Linked DNA regions of Homo sapiens: region 1 is linked to region 2. The links are chromatin contacts, found by Hi-C or POLR2A ChIA-PET in ENCODE. All regions are on one chromosome and are shown on one strand. Each heading gives the region's core, a stretch centred on a gene start or an enhancer-like site at or near the end of the contact. The rest is flanking DNA. Distances are from core to core; before and after follow the strand shown.

Region 1 (3,215 bases), core at 480-2,979, 180 kb after region 2:
TGAGAAATTTGATCTGTAAAAAACATGTATTTCAAACTCTAGGGATGTTTTCTATTGCTGAAAATCTTAATGCTTCAGAATTTTAAGTCACATTAGAATGAGCCAGTTCCATTCTAATGGAATGGAGTGCCCCCTCCTCCTGCCCAATTAAGAACAAGTAGAAGCCGGGAGCAGTGGCTCATGCCTGTAATCCCAGCAACTGGGGAGGCTGTGGAGGGAGGATTGCTTGAGCCCAGGAGTTTGAGGCCAGCATGAGCAACATAGTGAGACCCTTTGAGTGACACTCTACAAAAAAAATGGAAAGATTAGCTGGGCATGGTGGCCCGTGCCTGTAGTCTCAGCTACTGAGGCAGGTTTGCTTGCTGCGGTGAGCCAAGTTTGTGCCATTGCACTCTAGCTTGGGCGACAGAGCGAGACCCTGGCTCAAAAAAAAAAAAAAAAAAAAAAGAACGAGTACAGATCGTTGCTCCATTTTAAAACAACAGCCTGTTTTGTGCAGATCAGCTTCATAGTAAGATGTGGTATTTGTGGACCTAGGTCTGTGTGATATTTTTCTTTCTTCTTTTCCTGAAAGTCTTTATAATTCAAATATAGAATTAGATTCTTCAAGTGTTTTTTTTGTTTTTTGTTTTTTTTAAATCTGTAGAATTCTAGCAAATTGGTTAAAAGTCAAGTTCATGGGAGATGAAGGCTCAGTGGATGACACATCCAGCGATGCTGGTGGGATTCAGACGCTTTCGCTTTTCAACTCACTTAGCAGCAAAGGGGATCAGATGATTTCTGTTAACGTGTGTATAAAGGTGAACTATAATTACTTTGTGTTTACTTCTGTGTTTTCATTACTTTCACTTACTCCCAGATATCACTGGAACCATGCAAATACTGCTTATTCCCTAATGTGGTTTTGAAAGACTGGGAGGCTCAGAAGCAAGTATTATGTCTGTCCGTACATGTCGTTTAAAAAATTTTTTTAAGCCAGTCAAATTGAGTAGTGGGCACCAAGCCCAGCCTGCTTCTTTACTTTTTCTGTTTTAATACTATATATTGGATTTCCTAAATGTAATATGTACACAAAACTTTTAAAAAATGAGGAAATGTAAAAGAAGTATAAAGATGATGATAAGAGCCATCCATGCTCTTGCCATTCTGAGGTAACAGTAACTTCTTGGTGCAAATTCTTCCCTTTTCCTGGGATTACAAAGTCACATTTCATCTACTGGAAATTAGTTTACTGCTGCTGTTACCTTCATTTTCATTTAAGAAAGTAACACTTCCGTGTACTTAAAAAGAAGTCAAATAATGCCACCCACGTGATTTAAAATGAGACATAGTAGCTCCTCCTTCCTCTCTTAACTCCTTTCTTCAGGGCTGCATTTTTCTCCTGTTTCCAGATCACACACTTACACAGCCATTTCTCAGTTTATCCATTTAAATGTTCTCTGCTGACTTCCCATTAATATAAATGTATTAGTTACCTTATTCCTAAATAACTAATTACTCCTAACATAGCAGCTTAAAATAATGTCTGTTATCATGGTATCTGTGGGTCAGGAATCCAGGTGTAGCTTAGCTTGGGTCTTCTGGCTCAAGGTTTCTCATGGGTGGAAATGAAAATGTTGGCTAGGATTGTGGCCTCATCTGAAAGCTTGACTGAAGGGTATCTACTTCCCAGCTCACTCTAGTGAGCTTGTGTCAGGATTCACTTCCTTGCAGGCTGTGGCCAAAGACTTCCTCAGTTCCTGCCACATGGGCCTCTCCCCAGCTGACAGCATGGCAGCTGGCTTTCATCAGAGTGAGCAAGAGGTGAGCCTAGATGGAAGTCTGAGTGTGTTTATAACCTAAACTTAGAAGTGACATCCTGTTGCTTTTGTTGGCTTCTGTCTGTCAGAAGTGAGTGGCTAGGCCCAGCTCACGGGGCAGGAGATCACACGTGGGCATGAACACTAGGTGGAATCAGGGGGGTCCTCTTGGCCACTGCATACCATACTAGGTACAGCGTGGCCTCTTGTGCCATGGTCCTTGCTCGGCCTTCCACGTCTTCCCGGGATAGCTACACTAGCACTTTGTATTACTTCAGTGAGTGGGGTCATATTTTGATGGCTCTGTGACTGCTATTCACCTCAGAACCAGTAGTGTTCTATAACCACAATTATTTTTTTCCTGCAAGAAATAGAGTTGCCTTATTGTCTCACTTAATGTAGTTCTCTTTATCTCTTTAATTTTACTGGGGGGCCGTATATATCTCGGTAGAGTTTTCCAAATGTTCTGTCACTTCACTTGATCCATCCATGTTCCCTCTGTCCTGGAACTCTCATCTGTGGGCTGGTCTCCATCCAGGCAACATGTGCCTTAGTGCCATCATTGTGAGCATATGTGTCCCTGCTCCTCCACTTGGAAGCTCTGTGACCTTGGGCAAGTTCCCTAGCGTCTCTGCCACCTGTGTATGGGTACTGTTACTTATTATCCCTATTTTACTCAGAGACGGTAAAATAAACTGCCCAAGCCTCTGCAGGTGCTGTCTGGTGGAGATGCTCATCTGGCTCTTGAGGATAAAATGAGTGCAAACACAGACTGCACAGGACAGTGCCTGGCACAGGCCAGGTGCTTGCTCAGTGTTGCCATTAGCAGCAGCTGCAGTATTTTTTCTTGGTTCAGCCCCTTGTTGGATGTTATATGTCATGCGAGGGGAATTTTCTGAGTCTTTTCCATTATGAAAATGATTTTATTAACAAAATACCTTAAGCTGGGGGAAAGAAAAAGAAAATGCATTTATTTCATTCTGACATTTGCTTCATAGTTTAGCTACGTTTGTAAAATTATAGGTAGAAAATTATTTTCCTGGCCGCGCATAGTGGCTTATGCCTGTAATCCCAGCACTTTGGGAGGCCGAAGTGAGCGGATTGTTTTGAGTGCAGGAGTTCGAGACCAGCCTGGGCAACGCGGTGAAACCCTGTCTCTATAAAAAATACAAAAATTAGCTGGGCATGGTGGTGTGTGCCTGTAGTTCTAGTAGCTTGGGAAGCTGAGGTGGGAAGATTGCTTGAACCTGGGAGTTCGAGGCTGCAGTGAGCCGTGATCGCACCACTGCACTCCGGTGTTGACAGAGGAAGACCCCGTCTCAAAAGAAAGAAAATTATTTGCCTTCCAGTTTTGCTCCACTGTCACCTAGCATCCATTGTTGCTGTACCATTCCTGTTCCTTTCTGTGTGGCCTGG
Region 2 (3,041 bases), core at 221-2,720:
TGACAGAAGAGAAGACACACACTGCCCAGGGCCATTCAAGGCACGAGAAGCAAAGGCTGCCATCATGAGCACAGAAGAGACTGAAAAAGACGATAAAGTAAGGTCAGGAAAATGTCAGCAAAGCTCCTTCCCTCTTTTCCTGCTGCTGTGCCTTCAAGGCCCAGGGCCTGGAGGGGACCTAAGGCTGCAAGGGGCTACCCGCTGGTCCCCAGGGGCAGCGTGCAGCACCAATGAGCCTCCTGAATGCCAGCCAGGCTGCCGCTCGCACACAACCAGGGCCTGCTGGAGGGGCGAGCGGAGGCGGGTGGGGCTGACCCTCCCACCGGCTCTCCATGGCACCAGCACACCCTGTGCGTTCCAGGCACAGGGAGAAAGCCCTTCCCTCCCTCACAAAGCTTTGATCCCAGTCAGAGGCAGGCACAGGGGCAGGACAGGGTGGGCACGGAGATGGGAGGGAGCGTGATGGGAGTTGGCACCCACTCCACAACCTCCACAAGCCCTGGTGATGGAAGCAGACAGGCAGGGAGATGGGGAGGACTTGGGGAAAAGTGGGGTGCGGGGTCGACAGCACAGAGGTGAGGCCCTGAGGTCCAGTTGCTGGGGCTTGGGGTGTGGAGGGGGAGGTAGGAGAGACCCAAGGGGAGGAATGAGGCCGGAGGGCAAGTCACCCGAGTGGCAGGAGGAGAGGCCCTGGGGGACAAGTGCTGGAATGGGCCGAGTCCGCAGGGCCACATGGCCAGGAGGGACCACTCTCAGCCTCCCCGCAGGCTCACACAGGGCACAGGCCTGAAAGCCCTGAGCCCTTCTGCCCCCCACACACCTCCACGTCCCGCAGGGAACCTGCCCCGAGAGCCTGCGCTGGCTGTGGGAGATGGGAAGGCCTCCCCAGGGTTCTTGGACCTCAGTCTTTTTGGCCGTGCTAAAAAAAATCCTAGGCCAGGCACGGTGGCTCATGCCTGTAATCCCAGCACTTTGGGAGGCTGAGGCGGGTGGATCACAAGGTCTGGAGTTCAAGACCAGCCTAGCTAAGATGGTGAAAGCCCGTCTCTACTAAAAATACAAAAATTAGCTGGGCATGGTGGCATGCACCTGTAATCCCAGCTACTCGGGAGGCTGAGGCAGAGAACTGCTTGACCCGGGGTGGTGGAGGTTGCAGTGAGCCGAGTCTCAAAAAAAAAAAAAAAAAAAAAAAAAAAGAAAGAAATCCTAGTGTCCACGTGGCCCTAAGGACGCGGCCATTACCACAAGCTCCTTAAATCCTTTGGAAAAGAAGTGTGTGAAGGGCAAAATAAACCTGCGTCTTTCCCCCATGGAGCGAGATGTCCTGTATCTCGTCTTCCTTCCGGGGTGGGTGTGGCTCGCCGCTTGGGGGTGCAAGGCCTTCTGACAGCGCCAGGATCTGGTGGCTCTCGTCACGCACCATCTGCAGTAAAGCCTGTGGCGGGAAAGCGCGTCAGAAGGGAGTTGCCTGCCACCCCACACAGCCACGCTCTACACCACCTGCGGCCCCGAGCTGCCGCCAGGACTCTGTGAAGGGCGGGCAGCTGTGGAGAGGGAGGGCACCGCCTCGGCTTCGTACAGGCGGCACCCACTTCTCAAGCTACAAGGTTTTCAAGCCCACCTCTCCCGACCTTCAGAGAGACAACACGGAAGCCAGGCTTGGAGTGAATTTCTCTATAAGCCACTCCAAAGATGGCCCCGCCACTTCCTCCACTCCACCTGCTCCCTGAGGGGGACACCGTCCCCCGCCTAAGCCTGGACAAAGCTCAGGGCAGGGCTTTAGGCCAATGTCCACAGCGAGATCACAAACATATCACACACTCCCTGCCCACCTGGGACGCTACGAGAAGGCCACACGATGGCCACCCAGGAGGCCTCTGTGCGTGGTCCGGCTGAGGCCAGTGCCGACCACCAGCGTGGGGTGAAGCTGCCTGTGCTGGGCACGGGGAGCAGAGAAAACCATCCCCAGCAGGCCCTGCCCACAGGTCTGTGAACACGAGGCGGCTGCTTTATCCCACCGATTACGCAGCAGCTGGTGTCCGGACACACACTTGACTGTCTCGCCAGAGAGGCTGAGGGGTAAGCAGACGGCCCTATGGAGAAGCTGGTGTCACGACCAGCCTAGAGCCCAGAGCCCAGAGGCTCAGCGCGGTCACCACCACATGAGCACACACCCAAGCACAGGACACGTCTGCATAAAAACCTGAAGAGAAAAATAATCTAATAAAGTCCAAAAAGAGGGAAATGCAAAATGAGGCAATGATGAAGCCTACGACGGGTGTGACTGACTGAAAATAGGCTTTCCTGTAATTTTAACGATATGCCAAAAAAGGTCAAATATTAACACTAAAGTGTGAAACCAAATTGCACACTATGTTCATCTCTAACAACTGAAAACACTTTTACTTTAAACATAACGTATGTGGCACAGGATGGATGCAAACTGAGGTCTGCGGCAGAGCAGGGTGGGGTTGAGGGGAGCGGGGTGGTGCGGGGAGGAGCGGAGACGGGGGGAGCAAGGCCGTGGCTGGGGGAGCAGGGTTGGGGGGGGCGCAGTGGGAGCAGGGCCGGGGGAGCAGGGCGGCGGGCAGGCCCTGAAGCTGCTTGGCCCCTCTCTTCCAGCTGCAGAGGACAGGCCATTTCCTTCTTTTTAATATGCTTTTCTAGATTCTGTATAGAGGAGAAAATGCATTTTAAAAAACATCTCTTACAAAGAAGAGATGCAGAGGCCCTGGGCCACAGCTTCCCGCCAGGTGACACGGGGCCCTTGCAGGTGGGTTCCCGTGAGGCCGGGAAGTGGGGCAGAGACCAGTGGGTACCTTAGAACATGGCCTGTGAGGCAGCCTGGGGGGTCCCACAGACACAATCACTAGGGCTGAGAAGGTTCTGCCATCTCCACACTCAGGACCAGGCGGCTCTGCCTGTCAGCAGTGGTGGTGGTGGCAGCGGCGGAGGCAGGGGAGTCCTCATTTCCTGAGCTCCAGCACCTACCCTGCCCACTTATGGCTCAATTCCAGGCACGGCCAGAGGTGGCCAAGAGT

Evidence for each region. A loop is a pair of places that touch in the nucleus more often than their neighbours do. ChIA-PET counts read pairs that join two places held with the same protein, here RNA polymerase II (POLR2A). Pooled maps may share reads with other maps.
Region 1: a map of psoas muscle shows a loop between it and region 2 (1.8-fold over the local background). The contact joins two enhancer-like sites. A Hi-C loop is called at or near these places in 1 of 168 maps with a recorded cell type or tissue (psoas muscle) and 1 of 50 pooled maps. POLR2A ChIA-PET finds 5 or more read pairs at or near these places in 2 of 52 experiments (activated naive CD8-positive, alpha-beta T cell and naive thymus-derived CD8-positive, alpha-beta T cell).

What each region holds. Positions count from the first base shown.
Region 1 is chr21:46,249,114-46,252,328 of GRCh38, reverse strand. MCM3AP (minichromosome maintenance complex component 3 associated protein) reads left to right here. Exons shown (of 28, transcript NM_003906.5): 20 at 647-800. MCM3AP-AS1 (MCM3AP antisense RNA 1) reads right to left here. Exons shown (of 4, transcript NR_110565.1): 4 at 628-2,743. Among named protein-coding and RNA genes, the nearest start is that of MCM3AP-AS1, 21 kb to the right of the region's middle. Within about 2 kb of position 1,729, at least 3 of the 41 ENCODE cell types and tissues checked have a DNase peak (open chromatin) inside an H3K27ac peak, as active enhancers do; they include psoas muscle, where a contact is called at or near this core.
Region 2 is chr21:46,424,225-46,427,265 of GRCh38, reverse strand. It overlaps PCNT (pericentrin), which reads right to left. Exons shown (of 47, transcript NM_006031.6): 33 at 1,295-1,435. Among named protein-coding and RNA genes, the nearest start is that of DIP2A, 33 kb to the left of the region's middle. RefSeq lists enhancers at 1-299, 300-801. Within about 2 kb of position 1,470, at least 6 of the 41 ENCODE cell types and tissues checked have a DNase peak (open chromatin) inside an H3K27ac peak, as active enhancers do; they include psoas muscle, where a contact is called at or near this core.